Regions from separate parts of the Homo sapiens genome. Here region 2 is linked to region 1. The links are chromatin loops, found by intact Hi-C in ENCODE. Cell type or tissue: Calu3. All regions are shown on one strand. Each heading gives the region's core, and the rest is flanking DNA. Links, peaks and the distances in the headings are about the cores only.

What was found. Hi-C counts contacts between places; a loop is a spot of excess contacts. Peaks named below come from ENCODE experiments on the same cell type or tissue, not always from the same donor. Only the 100,000 strongest peaks of a DNase experiment are listed, where the experiment ranks them.
Region 2: a loop joins it to region 1, with 12 times the contacts of the local background. A loop is called at or near these places in 1 of 110 quality-filtered maps.

What each region holds. Positions count from the first base shown.
Region 1 is chr9:9,266,358-9,277,690 of GRCh38, reverse strand. The region is part of intron 9 of PTPRD (protein tyrosine phosphatase receptor type D); the gene reads left to right. Among named protein-coding and RNA genes, the nearest start is that of PTPRD-AS1, 410 kb to the right of the region's middle. RefSeq lists a silencer at 1,708-2,002. In Calu3, for the core only: no CTCF peak of the experiment used is centred there; no DNase peak of the experiment used is centred there.
Region 2 is chr9:9,348,887-9,360,219 of GRCh38, reverse strand. The region is part of intron 9 of PTPRD (protein tyrosine phosphatase receptor type D); the gene reads left to right. Among named protein-coding and RNA genes, the nearest start is that of PTPRD-AS1, 500 kb to the right of the region's middle. In Calu3, for the core only: no CTCF peak of the experiment used is centred there; a DNase peak (open chromatin) is centred at 7,139.

The DNA of each region.
Region 1 (11,333 bases), core at 4,189-6,688:
CCAGGGGCTTTTCCAGATGGGAAACTTTCATTACTACCCATCATTTTCCATAGTTTATTATAGGTATAGTTTTATTTTGAGAGGGTCACAGATAGATGTGTATAATAAATAAAGCAACAAAATTGTTTAATATTTGGGTAAGAGATCCTTCTGTATAATCATATATAAAAATTAAGCAATAGCATATTTCTGATGAGTCTGTGTTAACAGACTTTTTTATTTATATTATTCAGAAATATGTGTATTTTAAAATTTCAACGGAAAAAATTGTGATTATCCATTTCTTTAAAAATTACACAATGTTTTCTTTTACTTTTGCAGCTCTATCAATACCAGATAGTGAGATGTAACATCCTGAATATATGAAGCTTCCTAAAAATGTTAAATTCTTACAGATTGGCATTTTAAGACACAACCATACTGAATGAACTGGTAGAGAAAGAATATTCAAAAACATAGGGAATCAACTGTTTGAATATTTGTTCAATTAAATTTAACAAATATTTCTGAATCCTTATTTTAAGCCTGGCATTGTTATAGGTACAAATAAAAATATAAAGTATGTAAAATAGTAGTTTAGGAGAGGAGATAAAAATATAGACAAGGGATTGAATTGTAGCTTGACAAGTGAGGTAAAAGAGCATGTACTAGATACAGTAGTGGCGAAAGCAGGGGTGCTCTACTTTTCTTGGATTTGGTAAGAAGCTCTACAGATGCAGAGATGCTGAAAATGCTGTCCTGGCATTTGTGAAGGAAGTAACTTTCCAGGCAAAAGGAACTGCATGAGTAGAGACACAGAGCACGACACATCAAGAGGCAAATGGCCTCTCTTTGTTTATGATGGCAATAAAATATTGACTTTCCCCACATAGTTAGTGAAATATAGAATTAGGAACTTAAAAAGAATACGTCATAGCCCCCTTACACCAAGAAAGAGAACATGCCCTAAAGAAATTAGGCTCTTTTGGCCTTAGCACCATTTTCTCAGAAACTTCTGCTCCATGAGAGCCAAGTGGAGAAAGAGGTACATGTGTAGATTAAAGCACAAAAGAAGAAAGATGAAGCTGAGATCCAAGTAAATTGCCAGCATGTGCTCTCATGGAGGTCACAGGAGCAGAATATGGCATGCCAGTGACTGAGGACGATGATACAAGTTGTTGGACTGCATGCTGCTCTAGAGGTTGTCTCTCAATTGATCTAGAATTTCCATTGCCATCTAATTGCCAAGACCATCTCTGAGAAAACCACCTTGCCCATTACCAAAACAGTTCCTGTTGACCTTTGCCCCGGGCCTCTGATATTCTAGACTACATCTCTTCTCTTCTCAGTTGTTGCCAAGTGTAACATGTAATTACAAATTTGTAATAAAGAGCAATTATACAATATATTATTTCTTCTGCTCTCTTAGTTAAAGAATCAAACAGACAGGAGAAGACAGAAATCAGCACACTAGGGGCTTTAATCTGAAAATGACTGATGTGAGTCTTCATCAGATTCAAAAAATTCATTCAAATGAATGTCCCCAATGAAATTACTAAACAGGCCAAAATGTGCCACTGACGGGACTTTACTTAAGGCTTGAAATGTTAGCTGGGGTTAAGCAACATTAGACAAGGACATTTAGCTGAGCTATAACCTACTTTCCCTCTAGGGCTGAGATGATGTCTTTTATTATCCCGAGAAATTTGTTATAATAAATTCGGTTGAGGTGTTCTCTTCTCCATTTCTTTTCTTCCCCTAGAGCATAAGGCACGGTTGGTTTACACAGCTCAATCTCCTTCACGGCCTGGGGACATTCTAGTATAGTAGAAGAATCCTTCTTTTATAGAAACACACACACACACACACACACACACATACACACACACACAGCTGTTTCGCTCACTGTTGTCAGAAGCAACTTGTTCTAAAGGGAGGGAGGTGAGTAATGAGTGCCTGCACTAATTCACACTTTAAAGAGGACACAGATGAGTCATTTGAATACATTTTAGTGTTGGCCTTCAAATAGCAGCCTACCCAGACTTAGAAAGACAATATTCTGGGGGCAGCAGCCCTTGTCTTAGGGACCAAAGTCATCCTACAGTTCAAGCCAATGGTCTAGACCAACCTAAGCAGAAAGCATAATCTAGGCTCTTACCAGCCAACCTTGGCTAATGGAACCTGTTGCAGAACAGACAGACATGGGTTCCAAGACTGAGATATGTAAGATCAGGAAAATAGTTTCACCCTCTTCGGGTGGGTCCAGAGATATTTTCAATCTCACAGCCCCTCTGCACTGAATGCAGGTGACTCTGAGCCATTTTGAGGGAAATACATACATACACAAAGGACATTTTACAATATAAGTTTTTTCTGAGAATAACTTTCAACTGACCTTCCCTCACTATTTTAAATTGGCAAAACTGATGATCAAGAAGAGTCACAGATAGATACTTTCCCAATTCAAATTCAAAGAGCATGAAATGCTAATGGTTATATATATATATATATAATATATATATATATAACATATATATTATATATATGTTATATATATAATATATTATATATATATTATATATAATATATATAATATATATATAATATATTATATATATAACATATATATTATATATATATATATAATATATATATACATATATATATGGAAACAAAGGGATTTTGATGGTCCAATCAGTTTGAAGAAAGTTTGAGTTAAACAAATTAAATAAATTAGATTGCAAGACTTCTCAAAGACTTTTTTCATGTTTATTAAAATCTTGAATCTCTAAGAAAGATATGTAATGGTGACTATTTCCCAAATTATTTACGAGTAGAATCATTCCTATCTAAACCTATATGAATATCTCACTGAAGACTAGTGTTCTGTGGACTGAGAGATGCTGGTTTAATAATAAAAATAATAGCTAATATTCACAAAATTTGAATTCTGTGTGTCTTAAGTCAGCTCCAGGAATATGTATTTTAAGACACCAATTATTCTACTTGCACAAATTGTGGGTATAAACCAAGAGCAACCTCTGACAAAAGAATATGTTCAAGTTCTTTCAATTTAGGGCCAGAGGGTGGAAAAAGAAAAGTTGGATGAAGACATTTTTGGGAGTTCTCCAAATTTCAAACAGTAGAAAAAGTTGGTAGTGGCAAGAGTTGGGATAGATAAGCTCCATAAGGGCCCCTGATAAATGAGACTCATCCTTGGAAGTATAATACCTTAAGTCTTTATAATTTGCCATCTTGGTTGTAGCATAATCTGTTCCAATATAGTCTGATAATAATTGGTTGAGTATCTATTTATGCAGACATTTACCACAAATGATTTAAAGTTGTGGGTGGAGAAAGACGTGAATGCATGCTGTACTTGTTTGGGAGAGGTTTGAAAACATAAGCGTAAAGCATATAAGTAACAGAACGGAGAAAGTCACATGTGAAGCAAACATAGTAAAACACAAGACTGTGTATATGTTATACCATGTACAAGGTGAAAGAATGAGTATGGCAGGGAGAAAGTGTGGAGGCTCTGTGGAAGAGGTAGGATTTGAGCACAGCTGTGAAGAAGCAGGAAGACTTGGACAGAAGGAGGACATCCAAGTGAAAGAGAGAATTTTAAAAAAATAGTATACAGGGAGAGAAGTGCAAGACCTGTTCATAAAAGAGGCAGTTTCATTTTGTTGGATTATAGGATCATAGGAGGATGTGGCAGGATGTAAGGTAGAAAAAAATAGGTTGATTACAGATCAAAGAGGATCTTGAATATCATATTGAAGTCTATGAAATTTCCTTTATAGATATTGACAAACCTCTGGAAGGTTTGGCGAATGTTCTTGTAAGGAATAAAATAAGAAGACTGAATGATGAACAAGAATGGGTCAAAACTCCTAGTCAGATTTGCAGTGGAGGATGAGACCTCATTATAATCTCTTACTTCCACCTGTGCAAATCATTAGCTGACAGCTCAAATGTCAATCCATGTGGAGTCACTCAGAGCTAGGTTAACCCACTGGGTCATATGGAAACTTTTTATTTCTATGGAATAGAGTCAGCCTGGGTAGACACTCTAGAGTACATGCTATACATTTTGAAGACTTCTGATATCTGCAGTGAAGAAAACATTAAAATGTTTTCACAGTTCTCTGTTTTTAAAGAAAATTCCATTAGAATAGTAAATAAACCCAACTTTATCTTCTATATTTAATGTACACTATATAAGAAAGATAAAAGGCAGTTTATGTATTTTAAAGTTCTGCTCAATATCTGCTATATGTATGTATATATACATACAGACACAGAGAGAGCTATTTCAAGAAGTAGCTGCACAGCTTCACAATTTTAATAATTATTTTTGTCATACTGTTGTGGCAGAGGATCTCAAATTCTATTCCTTAGTGACTCAGCGATTGTTTCACAGTGCTGTTAGGCCAAAATAAATGCCTGATAGTTCCATTTATTTGGTAGTTAGGTCTCAAAAACTCAATAAGAATTTACTAGCAACTTGGAAATCATTTTTGCCATATATTGACATAATAATATTTCTATTCTTAAATAAGCATGGTCACTTAACAATGGAATGCATGAAGATGTTGGATATTGTACATCTTCTAATGCACAAAACTCAAATTCAAATTTGCCACTGCTACTGTTATTTCCTGCTCCACATTGATTTTCATGTGGTGTTTCTTTTATCCATAGAAATCACAAAGACAGCTTCACAACAAATATTGACATTATCTAAAGGCATATAGCGCTATCTAATGTTGAAACTATAAATTACCTCAAGCTTGTATGTGCAGTGTTGCTGTTTCCCCTGAAAATATTAAATATTTCAGGGCACTTCTTTGAGCTCACTGCATCACCACAGAATATCTTGGCACAGAGTTTGGAGAACATGGCCATAGTGCTTGCTTTTGAACACCTGGTTTTAGGACATGAAAGTGGCAGGTAGGGAAAGAAGGAATAACGTGTGTCAAAAAACAAGAAACTGACTTCTGAACAAGGAGTAATAAGAGTAGGCAGTCTGGTGACAGAAAAGTCTCAAAATGTTTATGGCTAAAAAACAATTTGAGGCTCAAATACATGCAAATAATATTTTTCGTCAACGGACCACTACAGCAAAGATAATGGCATCAGATGACCGCCCTTCGCCCCCATTTAAAGTTGTCCTTAAATACCTTTCTTATTCCACCAAGTTTGGCTCAGTCCCTGTGATCAGGATCGGGGGATGTGTGATTAAGAGGTCTTTGTAAATTCCCGCTAATATTAAGTCAGTACCCAACAGTACTGCTTGTAGTTAAATAGTAGTTTCAAAATTTTGGAAATATTTTGGATTTCACAAGAGAAGATTTTTTAACTTTCAATTTATTTTTTTAATGAAGTTCATTTTCTTTTAGTCTAATTCCGACATTTAAAATTAAAGTGTGCCTGCATATCAATCTCTCAGTGACTGCCTTTAAAAATGATTTTTAAAAGCCCACATATCAGAGTAATTTCTTTCATTACATAAACGACCCTCTGGGGTATGCAGTTTCAAGTATATTTTGGGAAGGATACACTGCAGACTTTTAGAACTTGTGACCAACTTTTAATTCTCTGACAGTCTCAGCAGGCAGTATGGGGTGGGGGGAATTGCTGTCAAAAAAAAAAGTTTTGACTTTAAAAAACTCCATTCTTCACCTCATCTATGCTAACCTGCTTCTGTCATAAAGTGCTACAACCTCATGAAAGAAATAATAATGCAATATAGCAGATTTGTATCTCTATAAACAATGAAGTTTCTCAATTATGCAGAAACCTTTAAGGAACTGCTGCTATTTTTCCGTATGTATATTTGATAATTTTTATTTTTGGAATTTTGAACTTCTTATACCTTTGAATATAATAGAAGAAGTAACACAATCAAACCCTAAATTTCTTCTTTTTTTAAAATCCATGAATTCTATTTGATGTTAGTCTCAGAAAAAACATTTTCACAGATTGAGAAGGTGTTTGATTATAAAAGGTCAAGGCAAAATACCAACATATTTAACCAATACATTTTTGCAGACTGTTTATAGAAATTCTCTGAGTTGCATAGCAACAGGCTTTTTAACTACTACTTGCTATCCAGATTTTAATAATTTAATTAGTGTATTTTGCTTCATTAAATTGCTATATTTAATAGATTAAATGAATTCAATTCATAGCATGTTTTAAATGGATTTTTTACCACTTGCTGTGCAAGTAAGAATATGAACTGTATTTATCTTCTATTCAGATGCAACATAACAGGAATGAAATGGGGGATTTTTGGTTATAACTGGTCTGATCTGAAAGATAAATAGTTAATTAGAAGTTTGGAGAAGGTGAACGTACTTTTCCAAATTATACCATGTTCAGAAAGATGAGAAAGTTCACAGATGTTTTTTTTTTTTAAGATGAGAAAAATAAGTTTGAAGGAAAAAAATACTCTCAATGCTTTGTAATAGTTTTGAAAGTTGGCTTCATGAAGTTTCTAGTTAGGGAATAACTATAAATTGAGATGTATGACTAATCTTTGAAGAGTGGCTTTCTTTTTTCTAATTCTAATATGTAATTTAGAGTTTCAGGCTTCATATCAGCAGCATATCTTAGTAGCCCAATCGGTCCTCCTTATCTCCACCTGGAAGCCGCATAAGCACTTTAAACTTAACATGATCAAAATAGAACCCTTTATCCCCAACCCTCAAAGCTTTTATCTCACCGTCTTCTTTATATTAATAAGTTAATCCAGTGTTTATGCAAGTACTCCAGGCAATAATTCGAAGAGTGTTCTTTGATTCCTCCTATCCCTACACCCCCCGATATCTATTCCATTAATGAGTTCTATTGGTTCTACCCTTAAAATGTGTGTGAATCCTGTTAACTTTTCTCCACCTTTTCTGCTGCCTAGCTAGACCAAACACCATCATCTAAAGATACCATCATGTCAAAGTGCTCTCTCTAAATCCATTGATCTTTCTGCATACCATTCTACACACAGTAGCCAATGAAATCTTTCTATAACATAAATAAGATCATGGGATCCCCTAAATAACTTCTATGGCTCTTCTTTTGCACTTAGAATCAAATTTTTCCTGGAATCCTTGCCCTGACCTGATCTTTCCTAACTCACCAGCATGAGCACATTATACTCTGTAGTTCACACTCAGCCACGTCAGCCTTCCATTGTTTCCTTGACTGTTCTAAGCCCTTCACCACCTCAGCACTTTGTTACATGCACTTCTTGCTGCCTGGAACGCTCTTTCTGCCCTTTTTCCCAACATTGGCTTGCTCTTATTCTTCATATTTTTAGCATAAATGCCACATTTACAGAGAGGCTTTCTCTACATTCTTGTCTAAATATTTTCATGTTCTTTTCCCTTATTTCTCTTTATGTCATCAGTGATTATTTCTGTCACAGCAATTATCACAAATGTTACTTATTTATTTAATATTTTCCCCTAGCTTTATAAAGGCATAATTGAAAATAATAATTGTTCATATTTAATGTGTGCAACGTGATGTTTTGTTTTACGTATAATTTGTGAAATGATGACCACAATTAAGCTACCTAACATATCTATCAACTCACCTAGTTACCTTTTTGTATATGGTGAGAATACATCAGATCTAATTTCTTAGCAAATTTCCAGTATATAACACATTATTAACATGTTATAGTAATATTATATAGTAACAAAATAAATTATTAATTTTATTAATTAATATTATATTAAATCGATATTAACTATAGTCACCATGCTGTACGTTAGGTCTCCCGAGCCTATTCGCCTTCTAACTGAAAGTTTGTACCCTTTGACCAACATCTCCCTGTTTCCCCAACCACCCCCAACCTCAGGTTACCATCCTTCTACTCTCTGTTCCTATTAGTTATCTTTTTTAGATTGCATGTATAAGTGGAATCATGCAGTATTTTTCTTTCTATGTCCAGCTAATTTCACTCAGTAAAATGTGTTCCAGGTTCATCCATATTATCACAAATAGCAGGATTTTCTTATTTCTTAATGCTGAATAATGTTTACATACACACACATACACACCGACCACATTTTCTTTATACATTCATCTGTAAATGAACACTTATATTTTATCTTGACTATTGGAAAAAATGCTGTGATCAACATGGAAGTACAGATATTTCTCTGAGATCTCAATTTTATTTATTTAGGAGATGTGCCCAGAAGTGGGATTGCTGGATCATATGGTAGTCTTATTTTTATTTTTTTTGAGGAACCTCCATATTGTTTTCATAGTGGCTGTACAACTTTACATTCCTACCAACAATGCATAAGGATTCTTTTTTTTCCACACTCTCACCAGCACTTATCTTTTAACTTTTTGCTAATGGCCATCCTAACGGGTGTGAGGTGATATCTTATTGTGGTTTTGATTTGCGTGTTTCCGATGATTGATGATGTTGAGCACTGTCTCATATGCCTATTAACCATTTCATAACCTGAAAATGTCTGTTCAGGTTCTTTGATAATTTTTTAAATAAGGTTATTTAGCTTTATTGTTGTTGAGTTGTATGGGTTCCATGTATATTTTGGATATTAAACCATTATTAAATATGTGGTTTGCAGATATTTTTTCCCATTCCGTAGATTTCCTTTTCATGTTGTTGATTGATTTCTTTGTTGTATAGAAACTTTTCAGCTTGATGTGTTTCCAGTTGTTTATTTTTGGTTTTTTTTTTGCCTGTGCTTTTCGGGTCATTTCCAGAAAATCGTTGCCCAGACCTGTGTCATGGAGCTTTTCTTCTATGTTTTCTTCTGGAATTCTATGGCTTTAGGTATTATGTCTTTAATCCATTTTGAGTTGAGTTTTGCTTGTGGTGTAATATAAAAAAAGAATTTCCTTTTTTTTTTTTTTGCTTGTGGATATCAAGTTTTCCTGGCACCATAATTGAAGACACTATCCTTTCTCCATTGTGTATTCTTGGCATCTTCATTGAAGATGAGTTGATGGTAAACATGGGTTTATTCCTGGGCTCTCTGTTCTCTTCTCTTTGTATGTTTGTTGTTATGCCCATATTATAGTGCTTTGATTGCTATAGGTTTTTATTATAATTTGAAATCAGGAATGTGATGCCTCCAGCTTTGTTCTTCTCAACCAAGTTTACTTCAGCTATTGGGAATCCTTTGTTATTCCAGATGAATTTTAAGATTCCTTTCTCTATTTCTGTGGAAAATGCCATTGGAACCTTGATTTAAAAAAATGCATTAAATCTGTATATCTCTTTGAGAAGTATGTTTTGACAATAATGATTTTTTTTTCAATCCATCACCACAGGCTATTTTTTTATATACTTGCGTTTTTTCCATTTCTTTCATCGATGTCTTATATTTTCATTATACAGATCTTTTACCTCCCTAGTTAAATTAATTCGTAAGTATTTTTATTCTTTTAATGCTGTTGTAAATAGGATTGTTTTCTTAATTTCTTTTCTTAAGAGTTCATTCTTAGTATACAGAAACAAAGCTGACTTTTTCGTGCTGATTTTTTATCCTGCGACTTCACTGAATTTATTAGTAACAGCTTTTTTTCATGGAGTCTTTAGGGTTTTCTATATATAAGATTATATCATCAAAAACAGAGACAATTTTTTCTTTTGATTTGGATGCCTTTTATTTCTTTTCTTGCCTGATTTCTCAGGCAAGAACTTCCAGTTTTATGTTGAATAGAAGTGGCGAGAGTGGACATCCTTGTCTTGTTCCTGATTTTAGAGGAAAAGCTTTTAACTTTTCACCACTGAAAATGACGTTAGCTATGGGCTGGTCAAATACAGCCTTTATAATGTTGAAGTATATTCCTTCTATATCTCATTTTTGGGTATAGCTTTTATCATAAAAATATGTTCAATTTTGTCAAATGCTTTTTTTTTGTCTATTGAAATGATATGATTTTTATAATTCATCCTGTTGATGTGGTATATCACATATATTGATTTATGTATGTTAAGCCATCCTTGCATTCCAGGGATAAATATCACTTGATCATGGTATATGATCCTTTTAATAAGCTATTGAATTCATTTTGCTGGTAATTTTTGAGAATTTTTTATCTATGCTCACCAGGGATATTGGCTTGTAATTTTCTTTCTTTGTAGTGTCCTTTTCTGGTTTGGTAAAAGGGAATACTGGCCTCATGAGTGTTTCCTTCAATTTCTTGTAACAATTTGAGAAGAGCTAGTGTTAATTCTGTTAAATGTTTGGTAGAATTCACCAGTGAGGCCATGAGGTCTTGGCCTTTCTTTTATGAGAGATTTTTAATTACTGATTCAATCTCCTTACTCATTATTAGACTGTTCAGGTTATCTATTTCTTCATTATTTATTGTTTGTGGATTGTATGTTTCCAGGAACATATCCATTTATGCTAGGTTACCAATTTGTTGATATTATTCAAATAGTTCCTTGTGAATCTTTGTATTTCTGTATACCAATTGTAATGTCTCTTCTTTCATTTCTGATTTTATTTGAGTTTTTGCTCTTTATGTATTAACTGATAAATAATAATTGTACATATTCTTCAGTACATAGTGATGTTTCAATACATATAATGCGTGGTGATCCATCAGGGTAATTAGCATTTAAAACATTTATTCATTTATATTTCTTCATCACTCTAGCTAAAAGTTTGTTGATGTTCTTTTCTTTACAGAAAATGAACTCTTAGTTTTGTTGATATTTTTCTAATTTTTTGTAGTCTCTATTTCATTTATTTATGCTCTGAAATTTGTTATTTCCTTCCTTCTAACTTTGGCATTAGTTTTCTTTTTCTAGCTCCTTGAAGTGCAAAACTGGTTGCTTATTAAAGATTTTTTTTTTCTCCATTTAGGCATTTACTTCCATAAGCTTTTCTCCTAGAACTGCTTTGGCTACATTTTACGAGTTTTTATATGTTGTATTTTCATTTTCATTTGTCTCAAAATATTTTTTAAATTCCTTTTTGATACCTTCTTTTCCCTATTGGTTGTTCAGGGGTGTGCTGTTTAATTTCCATTTATTTAAACCTATTTATACTTAATTTTTACTTATTTACACCTTAATTTCCACTTATTTATACCACTTATTCTACTTATTTATTCACTTATTGATACCTAGTTTCATATCACGGTGGTCAGTGAAGATGCTTGATATAATTTCAGTTTGCTTAAATTTTCTAAGAGTTATTTTGTGACCTAATAAATGTTCTATCTTGGAGAATGTTCCATGTGTTCTTTGGAAGAATGTGTATTCTGCTACTGTTGGGTGAAGTGTTCTGTATATGTTTGTTAGGTCTACTTGGTCTAAAATGTAATTAAAATCCAGTATTCACTTT
Region 2 (11,333 bases), core at 5,969-8,468, 81 kb before region 1:
GTCTTTTTCAGCTGTCCAATGCTCAAAATGAAAAATATCAAACAACTGTCAGATTTTTAGAATCACTTCCATTAAAAGGAAATTTAAAATCTAAACACATTGTACTTACCACAAATATTAAATTTGAAAACATCATTTTTGTTATGAAATCTGACTTCTGCCATGAAAACACATGGGATTTTTAGTTTGTAAAATGAACTGTAACCAGATCACTGAAGCATCCTTACTAGAGACTATCTGCAAAAAACATATAAAAATGTTTTCTTAAGTTATAATTATGTTGTGTTGAAATGGAATTCTTTCTACATTTTCTCTAATCTGTAGTAGCTGTGAAAGTAAGTGTCTCTGAATCTTCTTTCACTTTTTTGAGGAAGCCCAGCATATTGCCTCCACGCAGCAGGCACTCCGTACACCTGCTGAATAAAAATGATTGAATAGATGCATGAAAATCAAACGAAGTCAGATGTCAATAAAGTCATTATCAGCATCAAATGGAATTTAATTGGGAAAGTCATCTGAAGAAAATCAGCTTAGAACCAAGTTCAAATGAGGTATATGAGTTCCACAGAAAGTAGACAGGGCTCAGGATTTCATACCACATCTCCATGTGAGTAATGACTAGGTTTAGTTGGTTTCAAGTTCAGTTTAATTGGGAGGGGTAATAATTATTGAATCCCAGCCATGCTGCAGAATTGTTCTTTAGGTAAGTCTTTGTCAATTTAGCTATGTGTTTGCAAACACTGTTTTTATGAAGATCAGGACAGAGATGAAAAGAGAGAGATTGTTAGAAATCTTCACAACCTCTTATCAGGGGACATTTTTATAGAAATTGAATGTGAAGTCATGCATACCATTAAATCAATTTCTTTGTAGTCCCCGAAGTGTCCTTTCCTATTCCTTAGAAAAATCATAAATAGCTTCAGCTAATAAAAATAGCCCAAAGCCACATTTAGACTAATGCAGCTTAAATGAGATTTTAACCTTAGACCTCTCTTTTTAAAAAGCTTACCTTCTAATTGGATAGTGCATTTTATAGAAAACTGAAGGATATAATGTTGATTAGGTTCATACAATGAAGGAAAAGTTGCCACCCTAAGGTCAACATCTGTTGACTCTGAAAATGACAACCAGTATTCACAGTTTGAGATAATGGCTGTCTATGATGGGATCATTAGCTGTTCTGCTTCATAATTTCCAGAAAATTCATAATAAATGCAAGTGCAGCAAAATCTGAAGGAGACAGTTTTTATCCTGAAATTGTTTTTAGAAGCCCTGCCCAAACAGCTTGTAGGTTAATAGAGGTGCAACAGTAAGGTTGGATGCAATCAACTTTGATTGTGGGCTTCTCAGAGTTGGTTCGTCTCGCCTTGAGTTTCCTATACAAGAATGCGATTAAGAAACAAGCAGCTTAATGACGTTAATGATTGTTATTCAGAATGTAAAGGTGTTGGATTAATCACAAAGACTGAATCTGATTCAGGCGCAGGCCCTTCTCAACATGTACTTTTTAGTTCTACCATTCTCTCTGGGTTTTTGGAGTGACTTCTGAGATATAGAATAGCTAAGCTTATAGATAAGTTGGTTTTCTGGAGCATGGGAGCCAATCAGTTCTTTTATGACTATTGGCATAGTTAGCAAGTACATACTCAGGATTGCAACTTAATTGATTCTCTGTAAAGGCAAAAATATGACATTCATTTTAATTCTGAGCTTTTTATTATTTAAAATCAGCTTTTCCAAATTCTTCCTGGATGAACAAGGCTAAAATGTTTCCAGGAATATTTATTAAAGTATTATAGATATACATAGCAAGATACCTGGTATATTCTTTTCTGATTTCATTATAGTAAGCAATTATATTTTTAAAGCACCAAAAAGAATACATGCTGCTTAAAATCAAATAATTTCATTACCTGGAAAAGTAATAAGCAAATAGCATAATATAAATAATTTTGGTCTATATTTTTAAATAGACAACAGGCAATATAACCTAAATAAGAAAAAATTGCCTATATAATATGTTTTTCCAAATGTTACAAGTACCTTTGAACAGCAATGCAAAGAATAGGAGAATATGCTGTTTCAAAAAGGTCTTCAAACAAAAGATTTTCCAGTAGTTGTGGTCAGAAATGTGATTTAATTTCTTGCTTGTAAAATAGCAACAAAAAAAATCTTATAGAAAAATCTCATATTTTTCTGTATAGCCTGTTCACAGGAAGAATTCTGTTCAGCTGAACTCCAGAGAAATAGTTTCTCTCTTTGGAAAGTGCAAATTCTAAAGCATTACAGAATAGAAATGTAAAAGGAAATAGAGAACAGAGAAATGGTTGTGGTAGGTAAAGATGTTACCTGGGAAAAAAAAGGAAAGACATAAAGACTCAAGTCCAATCAATAAATATATTTATAATGCCTTTATAATGTCAAATATATTCCAATTGCTTGAGACAGGGTCAACCTAAAATAGTCTGCACTATTGCCCTCTTAACTGTGTCATTTTTTTTTTTTATTTTAAAAACTATTGAGCAGCACATCCTCTGATTTAATAATTTTATTGTGGTACCTTATAGCCAAAAGACCTATATTTAATCACTTTGCTTCTTTCCCTCATTCACTTGCTACCTCACACTGCTCTCTGATTCTTATATGGTCTTTTAAAATCATTAGCCACATTTCAGGTCTTCTGAAAGCTGCAAAGGGACCTTATATATGATTTCCCAGGCATAGTGACTAACGCCATTCAAAGTTCTCACCAAGCTTTCCTCATTTCAGACCTAATGATTACATACAAGATCATCCTCCATGTGACAAAAGGTCATGAGAAGTCCACAAACCTTTAGGAATAAAAATTGGTAAAATGAATTAAATTTTATCTGGCTTTAAATTCAAAGGTCCATGAGTAGAAGCAGGAATTTACATTTCAACAGAAGAAGAATATTTGACATCCCCAAAGTCCTAACTGAAAGAGACACTTAGTGCACATCATCCTTTATTCCAGACACCCATAAATTCTCACAGTATTTATGAAACCAGATTGTGCTGGTGTCTAAATCAGCTGTTTGCTGGGAATCCGTTAAAATAAGAGACTTCTTAATTCCAAAGCTCTCTAATGTATATTTAGAACAGAATTAGGCATAAGAGAATTAAAGTCTACTGACGGATTGATAAATGAAGAGAAGGAATGAGAGAAGGCAGAAGGTGCATATTATATTTGAGACCCAAATCCCCCTTGGATGCTTTATACCCGGTTGCTTGACCTTATTTTACAGATGTATTTCCCTCTAATTTTCTGTTTGTTAACTATAATTCTGCTGCCTCACTGGTAGCAAGTTGCCAGCTTTATATCTTATCTCTTATACAAAGCAGAAATTCAGGGAATGTTTTTGTATTGAATTTATTAGAATGGACCTTGGAGATCATCAACAGAATGTATTTCTTTTTCATAATGAAAATCAAACCTAGAGGGAGTATTGTCTTTGCAAATGTAGAAAAACTAGTCAGTGGTACTTGAAACTCAAACATGGGTCTTCTGACTCTTGAACTATGTTTCTTCAAGATGCAGCTTCTGATAAACATAATTAACCTTCTTGTATATTCCTACTTCTCCCCATCACTACTTTTTCCAACACAATTCTTTCTTCAAACGTGATTGAAATGGAGAAAATGACATCTTAAAAGCTGGCCTTATTTAGTAAAATCTATTGCAAATGGTGGCAAACACTCATATGATTCATAATGAATATGCTCTGATGATTTTAAATGTGTGTTTGCATTTCACTTGGTTTGTTTATTATACAATAGACTGTGATGGGTCATGAAAAAAATAAGTCCAGTGCTGTTATACAACAAGAATAATCTGCATTAGATGTCCCTCAACCGCCAAGCCAAAGACCTCATTCTAGCAGCTCTCCTCTCTCTTCTACATCAATTTTTCCTTTCTACTAGGTTGTTTCTATAACCACACAAACTTGCTGTTATTTCTCCAAGATTAAAAAAACATACACAAAATTGTCTTGTCCCCATTTCCTCTGCCAGATTCACTCTCCCTATTCCTTGGTTCTTTTTCTTTTGCAGAAAAAATTTCCTGAAATTAATGTCTATACTCCTTTTTCTGTGATTCTTCTTTATACCTCTTCTCTTAAAACTGCTATAGTTAGGCTTTTACTCCATCATTCCACTAAAACTTGTCAATGTCACCAATCCCCTCAATATTGCTAAATCCAATGCTCTAGTCTCTGGACCCATTTTGTTTAATCTTACTGGTAGCATTTGACACAGTTTATCACTCCTTCCTCTTTAATCATTTTTCTATTGGCGTCTGTGATACTACACACTTTGGCTTTTCTTCTGTTTCACTGGTTTCTCTTTTCATGTTTCCTTTACTCATTTTTCACCATCCTTCTGACCTATTAACATTGAAATGCTCCAGGTTTCAGTCATTAGTACCCTTCTATTTTATACCTTGATTCTCTCCCTTGTGTTTTTACTCAATCCCATGGCTTTCAAACACCTTCTGTATACCTGTGACTTCCAATTTACATCTCCAGGCCCTGTCTTTCTCATGAAATCCAGACTTACATATCCAACTTCCTGCTTGACTTATCCACTTGAATATCTAGAAAACATATAAAATGAAACTTGTCCAAAAACTAAGTCCCTGACTTTTCTCATCTTCTCCATCTCAAATGATAGCAACTCCTTGTGTTCAGTCACTTATACCAAAAACCTAAAAATGGTTTTTAACCCACTCTTTATCTTATTCATGACATTCCAATATATAAAAAATGCTATGAAGATCTATCTTCAACACATTTTCATAATTAAGCCCATTCTTTCACCTCCGCTCCTAAAACTGGTCCAAACCATAGTCATCTGTAGCCTAAATTTCAGCAATAGCCTCTTGATGGATCTCCATGCTTCTACCATTGTACCATTATAATTCATTCTCATCTTTTACAGTTGATAATATATAATTATTTGTCCAGCTTTTTCGAGGTATAATTGGTATATAAAAACCAGAAAATAAAGGACCCAAAAACCTTTTGAAGATGATAGATAACTTTATTACCTGGATTGTGGTGATAGTAACACAAGTGTATACCACACTCACCAAATTGTATACAACTCATTCTTAATAAAGCTGCAAGAGTGGTCTTTCTAAAACTTAAGTCATACTTGTTACCATCCTCCACCAACTTCATCCATACTCTACAATGGCACCTAATTATCTGGTACCTTTCCCTTTATTTTCTTTTTTGTCCACACTCCACTACTGTCACATTTTCCTCCTTTGCTATTCATTGAAAATGCCAGGCATGGACTATCCTTAGGCCTCTTGCACTAGTTGTTACCTCACCCTCCATTATTTTTCCTCCAGATATCTTCATGCACAACTCCATCACTTCTTGCATGTGTTTGCTCAAATCTCAGTTTCTCAATGAGAAGCACCCATGGTACCCCACTTCATGCTATCTTACTTACCTAATCCCTTGCTGATACTTCAAATCCTTCTTACCCTGATACCTTTACTATCATTCCATAGCACTTTTTACCTCCTAATGCATTAGATAATTTACTTATTGGCTATAGTTGTGTATTATCTATCGCTCTCCAATAGCATGTAAGTTCTACAGGGGAAGGAAACTTTGTTTCATTCACTGATGAATTCCCAGCTAGGAGAGAGCCTACCACAAAAAAAAATGTAGGTTTTTAAAATTCATTTGAAAAGTTATTGAATTGTAAAGCCAATATTTTCATATTACAAGACCTTATTAATATATGATCTCTGTAGGTATGATAAAATATACATTTAAGATATTGAAAGAAGTATAAAAGCTGCAAAAGTGTATAAAATCTTCCTTTGAACTGAGATGTATTTTAGTAAGAAAATTTTATTTTGTTGTGGTAGAAAGAATTCTAAAATAGCCCCCAGGATTCATATACCCATACATGTCCCTGTACAAATCCCAGGACTTGTAAATATGATGGAACAGTCATTATCATGATTAGGTTATATTATATGGGACAGTTAACTTTAAGAAAGAGGAACCATCATGGGTAAAACTGGCCTATAAATAGCTCTTGCACTTCCTAAAAGTGAGTTGAAGTGTGGGGGGATTCACCAAAATGGGGATTCCTCAATGTGGCTTCATAGAAGAAGGAGGCCATGTGGGGACAAGGAGCTCAGAGCAGCCTCTAGGAGCTAAGAGTGACCCCTAGCCAAAATCGAGAAAGAAAGAGTGACCGCAGTCATTCCATCACAAAGAAGTTAATTTTTTTCAATAACCTGAAAGAACTTGGAAGCTTCCTCAGAGCTTCTAGATGACTCACAGCCCAGCCAACACCTTGATTTCAGCCTTGTGATAGCTGAGGAAGAGAGACCCATCAGACCCGAGCTTTTGAAATTCTGAACTAATAAAAGGGTGTTGTTTTAAGCTGCCAACTTTGTGGTAATCTACCAGGCAGCAATAGAAAACTAATATATTCCTTGTTTTCTTTTTTGTTTTTATTTCTCTGTTTTACCTTTAAACTATAAAATACTTGATGCTCATGCTTAACTCAACCTAGAAAACTTTCAGAAGCAGGATTTTTTTTTTTAAAGGCATGAAAACAAGGCCAATATATACGTAAGACAAGGTCCTATGTAAAGTGAATAGAAAAAAGAAATTAAGGCAAAATTAAATGACCGCATTTTTCCAGATCACTCAAGATTGCAATATATAGAAGTGGACTCCCAGCCCCAGCCCTTCTAATAATTACTCTGAGACATATGCAAAGTATTTAACCTAAACTGGCTTTATTTCTTTGTTCATTAAATGGGTGAATTTTACTAGATTAACTCTAAGATTTATTCCTGTTATAAAATTCTGTAGTTCAATAGTTCTGTTGCTCTAAAGTCACCTATGATTCTATGTTCATTTAAAAATACAACATTTTTATACATTTTAATATTGACTTCTGCACTGAAAATGTTACTTTAAGAGTTTGGTAACAGACATTAAAATATTTTGGCACTTTGGTAACCTGAATCAAGATACTCTAAATATATCAACATGAAATAGGTAGTAAAGTTTTAGGATTTCAAGGACAGTCTTTTGACCGAGCCTGAACTTCTCTAGTGAACATTGAATAGCATTGTTTTGGCCACCAGAGGGCTCCCACATGATTTCTCCCTGCATTAAAATTTTGAAGAATTAATTCAAATTTTATCATTGAAAATAAGAACAATAAAGATACAACAACACCAAGCAGTACAAGTAATGAGGAGTGTTTTCTCTTTTGTATCCATTAGAGTTATTATAAATTTAGCGTTTTCTATAAAAACACTGAGTGAACACTCAAACCATAAGCAAAAAGAACCACGTCCTACCTTTTTTATGCATGACTTTTTCTCAATTCCTTTCCTACATATTTAAGAAGAGAATCTTCTTCCAGACATTTAAAATTATTACAACTCTGAGAGAAGTCAAGATAGTTCTGAGACTATGGTACTGTAATGTGAACTATGTAGACATAATTCATAGTTATCATTAATTCGTCATGCTTACACGTTTCTACATTCATATTTGGTAAATTATTCTGAGTTTGCTTTTTCTTCTCTGAGTGTGTTAGGAATCTACTGAGATTTACAAATAAAACTTAACCAGCTATTTTGTGTGAAGGCAACAGAGTGAAGAGTTTGTCTCTGGACTAACTCCAGAAGCCAAAGAATGCAAAATGTTATGAAAACAAATGAGGCAGATTTTGTTGTAATTTCCAGGAGAAAAAATAAATTTGCCTTAGATATTAAATATTGATTATTGGGAAAACATAACAGATATATATATACATATACACACATATATATATATACACACACACACATATATACACACACACACACACACACACACACATATATATATATATATATGGTTTTTTGGCAGTATTGTTTGTGTTTACGAGCTATCAACCTAAATTTCCAGCAATACAAAGCTGGACAGATAAATTATTTTATAGTTATGCTACGATGTACTATACAATTGTTAAAAAGTGAAGGTGCTCTTCATGTGCACATAGGGAATGGTTCCAAAGATATGTGGGGGACAAAAATCAAGCTGATAAAAAATGCAAGGGCCAGGTGCAGAGGCTGGGATTCCTGTAATCCCAGCACTTTGGGAAGTCAAGGCAGGAGGATTCCTTGGGGCTAAGAGTTTGGGACCAGCCTGAACAATATAGTATTCTTTTATTTGCATATCAGAATGAAGATAGAGTTAAAATATGAATCATATGATTCTCATGGAGGAAGCTCTTACTGTGTTCCAGACTAATCATGTAATCCTCATATAGTCCATCAAGGTGGATATTCATGTTATCTCCAATGGACGGATACAGAAATGGAGGCACAGAGAGTTTAAACAATGAGTCCAAAATGACTAGTCCAAATTATGAACCCAGCTGACCAAATCCATAGCCTACGCTCCTGACCCTTATAATCTTTGGCACAGACATACACTAGAGAATATGTTTTAAGACAATATGTCACAAATCCTTTTTAACTGAAAAGAGAAGATAAGTATTTCAGTCTTCTTTATTCCTCAGCTAACATGTGTATCTTTCCAAGGCTTCTTGGTTTGCTGTACTGACTCAGTAACATGTTCTGTGTCAGGGTGTCTAGGCTTTATTTGGCCTCCCTGATTAATAAAGCCCTCCACCTAGGAAGGTTCACGTGAACACCTGAAAGGAAGTTCAGATAGTGTGTCCTTTGCGTTTTGTAGAACTAAAATACATCTAATGCATAGAATTATTTGTTCTCATTCCCAAGTACTTTCTGCTTTTCCTGCTCTCCTTCTAGACAAGCTCAATAAATGGTGACTAATCCCTTCAGATTCTATAGTGCATTCCCAGTGCAGGCCATACCCAGGAATTCAGGTGCCAGTTATTCTGTGTTCTGATTACCTTTGTTTCCTCTTTTTATGTTCTCTTTCCTACAAGATGTATTTTAGAAATTTCAGTTTCCTTCTGTAATCTTGCAGAAGTGAAATGAGGCAAAACTCAAATCTGTACATTTGGTTTCTTGTTAACAGCCCTTCTAAGAAAAGCTCGGTGGTGGGAATATTGAGGGAATTGAGTAAGGGATGCCTGGAAATCACCAGCAAGTGTTCATGTAACCCTATTCCCCAAGCCAAAGGTAATTGAGACTTGACTTCAGGGTACCAGTGGTTCTGTGAACTTTCACAGAAATTCTTTAGCAATCTAAAATGAAACAGACAAACGAACAAAAACTTGCCCAAAGCACTGTAATTGAAAGATCATCAGAGTTCATTTTTGATGACAACTGGACACTCTCAGAAAAAGAGGATCTTAAAATATTGAGACTGGCTGACCTCGTTATCTGAGGGAATATTTTCCTTTTACTACTTTAACATGACATGAATGTTATTTAAGTTAATAATGTCTGTTTAATTTATATTGTACTATAGTGTTTTGTTTGAAGTTCCTTTTCAAATTTGATATTTTCAATTTCATATTTAAAATAAAAGAGTAGTAATCAGAGTGAAGGGCCACACAGATTCCTTTCTGGTCCATCTGAGGAGAATGAACCGTAGAAAATATAGAGGATACTACATCACCAAAGATATTTATGACCAATGTATACAAAAATTAAAATTTTACAGTGATGACCATGACACCTTATCTGGCAGAAGAAAACAGATTGTTGACACAAAAGGGGATGCAAATAATTTAAAATTCTTCCCTTTGCTTGAATCCCAGCTAATTACACAAAGGATTTAGAGACTCTTACAGAGGAGTTGATACAGTACAAAAGGGTATGGCAAACTATTGAGAAAATCAGAATAAATGTCCATTTGTCCAAAAATAAAGCCAGGAATAACATTTGTATGCAGAAATCCATATCACATACCTCTGCACCTATAAGAGTTAGGCTGCTTATTTGCTTCTGAGCTTTCTAATTGTATAAAGGTCAGAATGCCTTAGAATCCAGTCTAAGAGTTATTATTTCTATATGACAAAAATTAACTGCTTGTTCAGGAGAGGAACATTTTTTTATGATACTAAGGCTGAAAAAAGATGTTTCTCACAGATTATCCTAAGGAAGACTTGGGTGTTCTACATCAGCAAAGGATTTCTGACCACTCTGGAGCATAGCTCCTGGGGTCCTTTCCGTTCCTACCTCTTCAAGCATTTGCATAACTGAAAGCAGCTTTCAGAAAAAGGAGTTTCAAGGACCAAGGTTACATCTATGCTGATACTGGATAGCCTACATTTCAGGATACCCCTCTACTCTGAAAGTTAAATATAGACAGTGCTTCCTTTTAAGTTTTTGTGTGATCATGAAATGGCTTTTTACAATGGACTAGGGTTCTGGATAAGTTCTGCAGAAGTGCTAGTATATGAGAAATGCAGATTCTGTCCCCATAGGTGATGAGACATATTTACAATTATTTATAGCACAAAAAAAAAACATGTGATGGGTGCCACTTAAGTGGTATAAACAAGGTGATATAGAAATTAGGAAAGAGAAAGATTATTATCACTGGAGGTGATGAGTGTGAGAAAATTAAGGAAAGTAAAATTGAATAAAGCCATAAAACAATCATTCTCAAACTTTAGTATACAAAAAAAAAAAAACTTAGAGAAATGAAAAAAATCCAATTTTCAGTCTCAACCATCAGACAGTTGAATTTGTTACATTTTGAGTGGGATTCCAAAGTCTAAAATGTAAACATTAGGTGGCACTTCTATATCACTTTACCTGTGGCAGCAATCTTCTTGGGAGGCAAAAGGATTTGTCTTAAAGCTTGCTTGCAGTGTTTCTGTATTAGACAGACAAAATATCAGTTTATGGTCCCTGTGCAAGATGGGGGTTGGAGGTGTGGTGACTGATAGTCTGATACTGCTTTCCCAAAGTAGTGGTAGACTGGTAGATAAGCTAGCCCTTGGCATGTCTTAGTGTTCTATGCTAAAAAGTTTCTTGCCATTCTATGTTAAGGAGCTCAGAATTTAACACCTAGCAAGAGATTTATTAAGTGAAATATGTAAGCAGAGAAGTGATATGATCAGATTTACGTCGAGTGAATTATTTTTTCTTAAACATATTTCCATCCCCACTGACCTACTGATTTTTCATAATGGATCTCCTCTTCACAATGGCACTATGATACCCGCCCGCCACTGTAATAGTAATTGGCTACAAAATACAGAAAATAAATCTGATAATAGATGTATATACATAGATACCAATAACCTCAGACACTACTTCCTATTAAAATAGGTTTAGTCTCCTGAATTAATTAAAATACAGGAAGAGAAAAATCTCCACTGACAATTGGAAG